Regions from separate parts of the Homo sapiens genome. Here region 2 is linked to region 1. A link is a contact called in ENCODE Hi-C or POLR2A ChIA-PET data. All regions are on one chromosome and are shown on one strand. Each heading gives the region's core, a stretch centred on a gene start or an enhancer-like site at or near the end of the contact. The rest is flanking DNA. Distances are from core to core; before and after follow the strand shown. Region 1 holds the start of CCDC63 (coiled-coil domain containing 63). Region 2 overlaps CCDC63 (coiled-coil domain containing 63).

Region 1 (5,091 bases), core at 1,388-3,887:
AAGAGGCTGAGGCAGGAGAATCACTCGAGCCTGGGAGATGGAGGTTGCAGTGAGCTGAGATCGCACCACTGCACTCTAGCCTGGGCAACAGAGTAAGACTCCATCTCAAAAAAAAAAAAAAAAAAGGAAATAAGAGCTTGTTCGTGTTCCTCTCTCCTTCTGCTTTTAGAAATTATTGTGAAGGCATGCATGATGGTTCAGTGGCAACCCTCCCATGACCATGAAGAGAAATATCACCGTCACACCTAAAGACAGCAAAGAGGAAAGACAGGAAAAAATTTAGGTTCTAACTGACACTGTTGGCTACTGCCCCATCCCTGGAACTGCCTACCTCTAGACATCATGTTAGGTGAAATAGCAAGAGTCACTGTTGTTTAAGGCAGTCACCAAATATTTTGTTCATTGAAGCCTAAAGCATTCCTAACTGACATGGTCCATACCTTGAAAATGGTTCTCAGGTTAATGGGTGATAGGAAAATAGTGGCTGGTAATGTAGGAACCTCTGGATTTTCCCTGATGTTTTTGAGGGTTTGGGGGCCAACTGAATTGTCTGATGTTGGGAAATTCCCACAGGCAGGGAAGTGGTATAAGACAATGGTTCTGTATCTTGATCATTTCTGGAAGGGTCCTCCAGGTAGGAGTAGAAGCTGTAGGAGGATTTACCTGACTAACAAGGTTTGGGCACAGGATGCTCTCTCTGGGACCTCTTTCAGCCCTGGAATTTGGGGCAGCTCCAATTTCATATTGTCCAGGAGCTGTTCTATGTTCCAGGGCCCTTTGGGTCCTAAGTGGATTTGTAATGCACCATCTTAATAACATGAACTGGGTATATCTGACCTTCACTGACAGTGTGATTTGACCTCTCTGAGCTTCAGTTTCCTCATCTGTAGAATGGGGATACCCACACCCATATCTCAGCGCAAAATAATGTCTGTAAAGTGGTTAGCATAGTGCCTAGCTCATGACAGACGCTGGGCGAACGTAGCCTGTTTGTGAAGTGGGATTTTCAAGTACCAGTCTGTCTGGCCCATGAGATCATTGGCTGGGTTATGCACCATTCTCCAGGAACCAAAAGCTCCATCACCTCCTGCCTTTTTGCTGATCCATATGCGCATACATAGTCACTCTCCCCTAGGGTGCTGGCTTCTCTTCAGGTTCCAGATGTTAACCCAGGCCTTTCCCTTTCGATCAGTGCCCTCTGGGATGGGCTCCTACATTCCCTGGGGAACAGATCCACCCCCTCACCCCCATCCTCATAGCTTGGCCTGCAGAGCATCTCCTGGATGTCCTGACCCCTGGCTTACCACCCTCTCATTCAAGGGTCTGAAACTCATAGTCCATGGGGCCAATTCAACCTACCTCCAGTTCTGTTCCACAGTGTTTCAAAACATAAATGTGGGTCATGCACTCACTCTCCTGGCCACAGGCCCCACTCCTCCCTATTGGCTAAGCTCCCCTCCCCACAATTCTCACATTTTCTGTAACTGCCTAGAGCCAGTAGGAATTTGAATTTGCAGTTCCTGTTAGGAATCTAAAAGCTGCCCACTTCTGGGGAACAGCGTGTGCGAGGAAAAGTGCAGAGAAGCCCAGCAGCCCAGGTCAGGGGACGTCAGGCAAGGGCCTCCTGCCCCTTGGGCCTCAGTCTATTCACCACAGCATCCATAGTCCTGGGCGCATGGGCAGCTCTTGGCAAATACAGTTTGAATGAATGAAGTTTCCTCCAGGCAGAGATCATCTTCATTTATCTAATATCTAATTAGGCCTGCACCTCATCTGCTTCTGAATTTTAACAACCTGCCTTTAAAAGACAAGCCTGCCCCCGAAGGATTCCCTAGGGACCTTGGGACAGGCAGCTATGTGGATCATATTGAGCCAGGGCTGCACAACCTGGAATTAAACATGTGCTTAGGGCACTAGCCAAACAGGAGCACAGAAACACATACACAGTTTTTTGTTGTTGTTGTTGTTTTTCTTGTTTTTTGTTTGTTTGTTTTGTTTTTTGTTTTTTAAGGATTATTATGGGAGGAAAATAAAAATTTGTTGAACTTTTTTTTTTTCCTTTTTTGAGAGCGTCTCTCTCTCTCTCTGTCACCCAGGCTAGCGTGCAGTGGTTCAATCTCGGCTCACTGCAGCCTCAACCTTCCCGGGCTTAAGCGATCCTCCCCCTTCAGCCTCCCAAGAAGCTGGGACTACAGGTGGCACCACCACGCCCGGCTAAGTTTTTAAATATTTTGTAAAGACGAATTTGCCCGAGCTGGTCTCGAACCCCTGGGCTCAAGCGATCCTCTTGCCTCAGCCTCCCAAAGTGCTAGAATTACAGGCATGAGCCACCTCGCGCGGCTCTGGAGTTATTTTACACACTACAATTTATTTATGCATGATTGCGGGAGACCCTGATACTTTCAACGCTTAGGGCAGCGAGATATGAATGGACTGGGGACCGCGACCGCTCTTTCCTTTTCCCTGGCAGGGGGAGCTGTGGCGCAGCAGGCGCGGCCGGGCGGGCGGCGAAACTTACCAGTGGCGGGGCCCGGACTGCTTGTCCGTGGCTGCTCCGGCCGCTTGTCCGACGGCTGCTGCAACTGCGCTTCCGACGGTGCCGGGAGGACTGCTTGCTGCGCGGCCTCGCTGCGCCACACCCCCAGCCCCACGCCCGGGCGTTCTGGGACCCCTGGAACGGGCGCCTTTGTGACTCGCACAAACATGGACGTTCTCCCCTGCAAGTCCGCTGGGAGGGCACAGGGCCCTCGGGAGGAGAGGACAAGAGCAGCTGGTTGGAGGGAAGCTTTTGGTTGGGGGAGAGGGGCGACACACTCTCCAGCGACCCCTTACCAGACTACCCGGACCCTCATGACGCTAAGTGACTTCTTGAGTCAATCAACAGTCTTAGCCCCTCCCTCGGCCAACGCCATGCAATCGCTGGTCCACCTCGCCCCACTCACACCCCATTCACCGTCTTCTTAGCCTACACCTACACTCATGCTCACAGCAGCCCTGCTAGGTACAGACTTCACACGCAGCTAACTCAAAGGAGCCCAGTTTTTTCTACTCTGAAAAATAAAATAAAGTAAAAATAAATTAAAAAAAAATGTTGGGGCGGGGGGGGAAAGAGATATTTCATGAGAAAAATAACTTCATCAGTGCAGGAGAATTTTCTTCAGAACATCCACCTGACCCCCACCCACTGTGAGCATAACACGGGAACCCAAGTGTGATCCAGGCAAGTGAGCTTTTCACTGCCCTAACGGAGTTTAGTGGTTTAAAGATACACATTTTTCATACAATCGGCCCTGAAACACAAGTCAACTACTTTCTCTGGGGCTAAGCTCTAGAAACAATCACAGAATTAATGGAAAATTATTGGGGGTACCTGTTTTCTACAGTAATTTTGATTCCATGTGATTTCCACTTTAACTCCTAGCCCCCTGAGTGGATTGTAGTAGCTCAGCCCTGCTAAGGTCTCCACTTCATCCGTAAATTCTTGGGACAGGATGTGTGTTTTAGAACTTACCATATTTTGGAGGCCAGGTGCGCTGGCTCATGCCTATAATCCTAGCACTTTGGGAGGCTGAGGCAGGTAGATCATTTAAGGTCAGGAGCTCAAGACCAGCCTGGCCAACATGGTGAAACCCTGTGTATTTCTTTTTTTTTTTTTTTTTTTTTTGTATTTCTACTAAAAATATAACAAATTTAGCCCGGCATGGTGGCACACACCCGGTGGGTGCCTGTAGTCTCTGCTACTCGGGAGGCTAGGGCAGGAGAATTGCTTGAACCCAGGAGGCAAAGGTTGCCGTGAGCCAAGATCACACTCACTCCAGCCTGGGTGACAGAGTGAGACTCCGTTTCAAAAAAAAAAAAAAGAACTTACCATGTTTTTGGTTTCAGAAAGATAATATGGTACGCAAGGGAGTATGTTGCCCCTAATGTTGCTGGCAGCCACGTTGTAACCATGAGGGAAGTCAGTGGGACAGTATATTACATACAGGGTTCGGGCCACACAGTCCAGATCAAACGAATTACTGTTTCTGCAAGGAAACATCAATATTCATGTCAAGTAAGATAAGGATAGATTATGAACAGCTACATGTCAGGCCTTGCCTCCAAATGATTCATATGAAGTGTTTTGGATACACTTGACCATCCTCATTTTACAGATGGGGAAACAGACTTAGAGAAACCGAGTTTTGCAGTCAGTGGAGCAGCCAGGATTTGAACCCAAGGCTCCCTGTCTCTGGAGCCCCACGCTTTTCCACACCCTGACTGAAACCACAGCCCCAAATCTGAGCAGCCCTGCAAGCTGATATCTCCCATCTCTGATATTTAAAGGGCTGCTCCAGCACTCAGCTCCATGCAGAGCCCAATGACTCACACATTTCAAGTGTCAACGACTGAAAAATGATTAAGTTCAATTAGGTTCAGGACTTGTTAAAAATAGACCTTCCTCCGACGAATTTACTCTCTTTGTCTTTATGGGCGCAGCTCTCAGCAGCCGCCATGCAGAGACGTATCAGGCTTTTTTAATTAGAACATGTCAGAATCGATTCTGCTAAAGGGACCTTCTGCTTTATCAGCGGGACTTGGAGCAGGGTGAGATGCCAGCTTGCCAAAGCGATGAGCCAGCGGTGGGAAATGTTGGCGACAGCAGAGCCTCCAGAACACAGGAGGAAATTAGAGCCAAGCCGCAGAGGGACCAGGCAGAGGCATTTGGACGCAGACCAGAAAACTGACAGTCCAAGTGACTCTTTGGTTACAAAAATCAGAAACCCACTCGAACTATCTCAAAATGAATTTTTTTCTTTGGCCTCCTCATCTGTTTCCCTTTCCTTCTTCCCAGCCAATCCCAATTTGTTCAGGTAACAGTCCTTCCCCATTGAGCCTATGTAACCAGGAGCAGTTGAGTTTTACACACACCTCCAAGGTAGATCTCCATTAGTGTTAGCAAATCACAGCCATCCCATCACCTCCTTGCCAATGACTGGGAATCTAAGTTTAAGCCAATTAGTGCATAGCATTCTCCCAGAAACTTCTACTGGTCCAGGAATAGGCGTGCAACTGACAGTGGCCTATCAGACAGAAAGGAAGAACTTGGGG
Region 2 (5,091 bases), core at 1,062-3,561, 41 kb before region 1:
TTTGGAAAATTCTACAAAGAACAAATACAAACCCAAATCAGGAAGAATCCCATCTCCTAACATAGCATTGCTTCATGTTTTTGGTAAGAGCTCTATCTTGCTTTTTTTCCCCCTGTAAAGATTGGAAGGCTCATCTCCTTTAATTTTTAAATTTTTTTTTTTTTGAGACAGGGTCTTGCTCTCTTGCCCAGATGGAGTGCAGTGGTGCGATCTTGGCTCACTACAGCCTCGACCTCCCAGGCTCAAGCAATCCTCCCACTTCAGCCTTCTGAGTAGCTGGGACTAGAGGCACACACCATCACACCCAGCTAATTTCTTTTTGTGTCTTGTATTTTTTGTAGAGATGGGGTTTCGCCATGTTGCCCAGGCTGGTCTCAAACTCCTGGGCTCAAGTGATCCGCCCACCTCGGCCTCCCAAAGTGCTAAAAATTTTTAATTTTTAAAAAAGCAGAAAGAACTCTACCAAAAAGATGAAACAATGCTATGTCCGTGTGATGGAATTATTCCTGATTTGGAGGTTGTATTTATACTTTTTAGTATTTTCCAAATTGTGAAAAAAAATTCTAATCGGAAAAAAATATATGATTTTGGAAAAAGGAAAAAAGAAAGGAAGTGAGTCTTCCGATCTTTACAGGGCAGGGGTGGGGTGGGGGATCTCTACCAAAAAGATGAACCAATGCCATATCCAGGTGATGGGATTCACATTGAGACTTTTTACTATTTTGCAAATTGCATCAATAACCTGAGTCGATGGCACCGCTCCCCTGCTCGGAGATCTCCCATGGCCCCTGCCTCTCTGAGAAATGGCCAAAACCTCTTCTGGAAATGTGCCCAGCAGCCCTCACCTCCCAGATTCATCCCCTCTCCCTCCCATGTCTCTCTCTGTGCGCCAGACACCCTGGCCTGCTTGCAAGCTGCGTCAGGGCCTTTGCGTGTGCTGTTGCTGTTTCCTCTGCCTGGAGCGTTCTTCCCCAGAGATCTGGACAGCTCAATCCTTCACCTGTAAGTTCACTCAGATCTTAACTTCTCAACTGCCCGGGGCCCCAACCGGCTCCAAAACCCGTCTTACGCTGTGCGACTTCATCTTTTTACCCACACTGCATCTCCCTTTCTAACTTACTCTATAACTTACGTAAGTATTGGGCTTGTTGTTTATTGTCTGTTTCTCCCTGCCAAAACAGCAGTTCTGTGAGGGCTGAACTTTTTGTCATCCTGTTCACTGCCACATTATCAGGGTCTAGAGCAGTGTCTGGAACGCAGTAGGTGCTCAATAAATACTTGCTGGATGAACGAGTAACCAAAAGGACATTTGCTTCAATCAGATACACAACTTTATATGATAATAACTATGTTACATTTGAAAAGCACAACCATTGACACCAGCCTGGGCAACACACTGAAACCTCATCTCTGCAAAAAATACAAAAATTAGCTGGGTGTGGTGGTGTGTGCCTGTAGTCCCAGCCACTCTGGAGGCTGAGATGAGACGATCACCTGAGCCAGGGAGATTGAGGCTGGAGTGAGCCAAGATCAAGCCACTGTACTCCAGCCTGGGTGACAGTGTGAGATCCTGCAAAAAAAGAAGAAAGAAAAAGAAAGAAAAACGAAGGAAGGAAGGAAGGAAGGAAGGAAGGAAGGAAGGAAGGAAGGAAGGAAGGAAGGAAGGAAGGAAGGAAGGAAAGAAGGACCAAAAAAAAAGTTGGAAGTTGGAAGGAAATATTTCAGAATGTCACCAGTGATTGTCTCAGGCAATGGGATAGTGGGTGGTTTAAAATTCCTTCCATCCTTAGTTGCTTTCCAGATTCTCTACAGTGAGCATATCTTTGTCCTATAACATTTTTTGCAAAATTAAGTCTTACCATTGGAAATCAGTGCTCTCTGGACTTATTCAACAGGCATTTGCAGATCTATTTGAGCCCAAAAAGTCATAGTTCTGTAACCTTAACAAAGAGCTTGGAAGCTACTGTTCTGGTCCAAATATCACTCTACAGATGGGGAAACTGAGGCCCAGAGAGGGCAGCGCTTACCCATCTTAGACATATTTGTCATGACCCTAAGGAAGAGGGTCCCCTTATGAGGAGTGGGGAAAATCAAGGCCAATTCAGCTCAGGAATATTTTCTATCAGGTCAGGATATTCAGCTGGGGTCCTCATACCCCTCTGCTAGGGCTTGTCCTCCCTCGGTGTCCCACTGGGACCCGAGAATTCAGGGTCCTGCCCACTTCCAGGCCTGCCCGCAAAGACCTTCCCTGCAATACCGCAAATGGACGCCAGAGGACAGTGGTGACGCGCCTGAACCTCAGTTAGCAACTCAAAGGCCCGCTAAGCTCTGCGGGCCCTGGAGCACTTCAGCCTGGCTGGTCTCTGTGAGCGAAGAGGGAGCCGATGGCTCCGTTTGTAGGAACTCGGATTCCCGCGGGAATGTGGGCGGGAGGTGTCAGATCTGATTTTCCAAGGGAAACCAGAAATTCAGACTTTCATGTGGAATATCCTGGTTTTTAAATCACTGCCACTAAGAATTTAACAACTTGGGGAGGTGGAGGAGACCAAACGAAACTAAAAAAGAAGGCTGGGGCCGGGCGCGGTGGCTCACGCTGTATTCCCAGCATTTTGGGAGGCCGAAGTGGGCGGATCACGAGGTCAAGAGATGAGACCATCCTGGCCAACATGGTGAAACCCCGTCTCTACTAAAAATACAAAAATTAGCTGGGCGTGGTGGCGCGCGCCTGTAGTCCCAGCAACTCAGGAGGCTAGTTTATGAGACTCCGCCCCCAGCCCTCTAGGGAGGGGTGAAGTCAGATGTTAGAATTCTAATTGTTTTTAATTAAAAAAAAATTTTTTTAACCTGATCCCTTAGTCTGAGCAAAGGTGCCAGAAGAAGGCAAAAAGGTAGGGTCCCAGCCCCCTCCCATGGCCCATCCCACCGCCACTCCTTCATCCAGGTCTGCTCCATTTCCTATGTTTTATGTACCAGTGTTTCCTCATAACATGGGATTAAACAAAAACATTTTGTATAAGAATAGAGCTTGCAGAGCAAGCCACCACCGGGCGTGGTGGCTCATCCCTGTAATCCCAACACTTTGGGAGGCCGAGGCAGGCGGATCACCTGAGTTCAGGCGTTCGAGACCATCCTGGCCAACATGATGAAACCTTGTCTCTACTAAAAATACAAAAATTAGCCAGGTGTGGTGGCTCTGCCTGTAGTCCCAGCTACTCTGGAGCCTGGGCAGGAGAATCGCTTGAACCCGGGAGGTGGAGGTTGCAGTAAGCCAAGATCGTGCCACTACAGTCCAGCCTGGGTGACAGAGCAAGACTCTGTCTCAAAAAAAGAAAAAAAGAAAGAAAATTTAAAAAAAAAGTTTTGTAGCTTTTTAAATAAAAGTTTGAAACTTTTTTTATAAAAAGAGTTTGGACTTGGAGGACTCCTCTAGTCCAAGTGTGTGTGCCATTCTACAGATAGAGAGACTGAGAACCAGAGCACCTGCACTTGTCCTTGTGCAGGAGATGCTGTGCGACTGCAGGAGGAAAGGATGAGAGCAGCCTCAAGGTGAATGTGAGGTCAAGGTCATTTCTGGGGAAGAACCATTTCCTGTGCCTGTCCTGGACCCTTGTCCAGGAAGACCTCCTTCCGGGAGGGGGACAGAGAGTGGCATGAGGGTCCTTCAAGTCTGTCTTCCCCACCCCCGGGTGCACCTCCCACCCCACACCTCCCCATGCCCTGCCTGGGACCTGCAGGGCTTGCACCAATGGGCTTCCTTGTGCTTGGCTGCTGAGTAGCCCAGCCAGTGGGAGGCACAAGTGGGAGATAAAGGGTGGGAGGAGAGGGAGGTTGGGGTATTTGCCACCCCCTGGGCCCGTCCCTAATTTGGCTGCACCCCTCCAGGAAGGGCATAGCAGGCAGCCATATCCTCATTCCTCCCTCCCCTGACCCATTTCTGGAGCTCTGGCTACTCCCGCATGCTCCCTTCTTAATTTCCTTAGATGTCTGGAAACAGTCCCTTTTTAAAAACTCTCCTCAATTTACCCATTTTATTTTTGGGTTTTGGTGGTTTTTTGGGGTGGGTTTTTTTTTGGTTTTTTTTGAGACGAAGTCTCCCTGTATCACCCAGGCTGGAGTGCAGTGGCGCCATCTCGGCTCACTGCAACCTCCACCTCCCGGGTTCAAAGGATTCTCCTGCCTCAGTCTCCCAAGTAGTGGGATTGCAGGTGCAGGCCACTATGCCCAGCTCATTTTTGTATTTTTAGTAAAGACAGGGTTTCACTATGTTGCCTAGGCTGGTCTCGAACTCCTGAGCTCAGGTGATCCACCCGCCTCGGCCTCCCAAAGTGCTGCGATTACAGGTGTGAGCCACTGTGCCTGGCCAATTTACCCATGTTGGCTGTGCTGTTTCCTGTGACAACCCTAATTGATAAAGTCACCTTCACTCCATTTTTTGCAGCCACATGGACTGTTATTATCTATAATAGTTTTCTGTAAACCAAGCCATTATGTTTATTATTCTTTGTTTACTGTTATTATTACTTACTACCCTAAGTAAATATCCATTAAATCACAAGTTTGCTCTGCAAGCTCTATTATTCCTTTAAAAATTAATTCATCACTAGTAAATGAAAATGTTTTCACCTATATTCTAGCTGCAATCTGTTTGCACATGGCCAGCGTGCATGCCCCACATTTGGGAAACAGTGACATATTGCAAAGGAAAGCAGCTCCCCTCATCATGTAAGCAGAGGACAGGGCCTGCAGAAGAAGGACTAATGAATTCCCAGAGGAGGCGACATTTGTGCAGGGTCAGGACTAATGAGCAGGATTTCATCAGAAGAGAAAAGGAGGGGAGGGAGAGGGAATAGCACGGGAAGGCAGTGGCGGAGGGAAATGCATGGGACAGCTGGGGCTGGCAGCAGCAGAGGGTGTCTTGGAGGTCATAACAGGACCTGTGTCTGCAAAGGCAGGTAGAAGCCAAATTTTGAAGGGGCTGGAATGTCACACTAAAGGGTTTAGACTCTATTCCATGCAGACAGTTCCAAAGGATGTTTATTTATGTACTGGTGTGTAAATAGCCCAGGAAGCCAATGACATTTGGGAAATTAT

The links. Hi-C counts contacts between places; a loop is a spot of excess contacts on that map. ChIA-PET counts read pairs that join two places held with the same protein, here RNA polymerase II (POLR2A). Pooled maps may share reads with other maps.
Region 2: a map of heart right ventricle shows a loop between it and region 1 (2.6-fold over the local background). The contact joins the enhancer-like site here to the promoter of CCDC63 in region 1. A Hi-C loop is called at or near these places in 17 of 168 maps with a recorded cell type or tissue (Calu3, IMR-90, K562 and 13 more), 7 of 37 single-sample maps with no recorded cell type and 23 of 50 pooled maps. POLR2A ChIA-PET finds 5 or more read pairs at or near these places in 7 of 52 experiments (BJ, CD8-positive, alpha-beta memory T cell, H1 and 3 more).

The regions. Positions count from the first base shown.
Region 1 is chr12:110,844,533-110,849,623 of GRCh38, reverse strand. CCDC63 (coiled-coil domain containing 63) reads right to left here and starts at 2,637. Exons shown (of 12, transcript NM_152591.3): 1 at 2,519-2,637.
Region 2 is chr12:110,885,376-110,890,466 of GRCh38, reverse strand. The region is part of intron 8 of CCDC63 (coiled-coil domain containing 63); the gene reads right to left. Among named protein-coding and RNA genes, the nearest start is that of MYL2, 33 kb to the left of the region's middle. Within about 2 kb of position 2,311, at least 10 of the 41 ENCODE cell types and tissues checked have a DNase peak (open chromatin) inside an H3K27ac peak, as active enhancers do; they include Panc1 and heart right ventricle, where a contact is called at or near this core.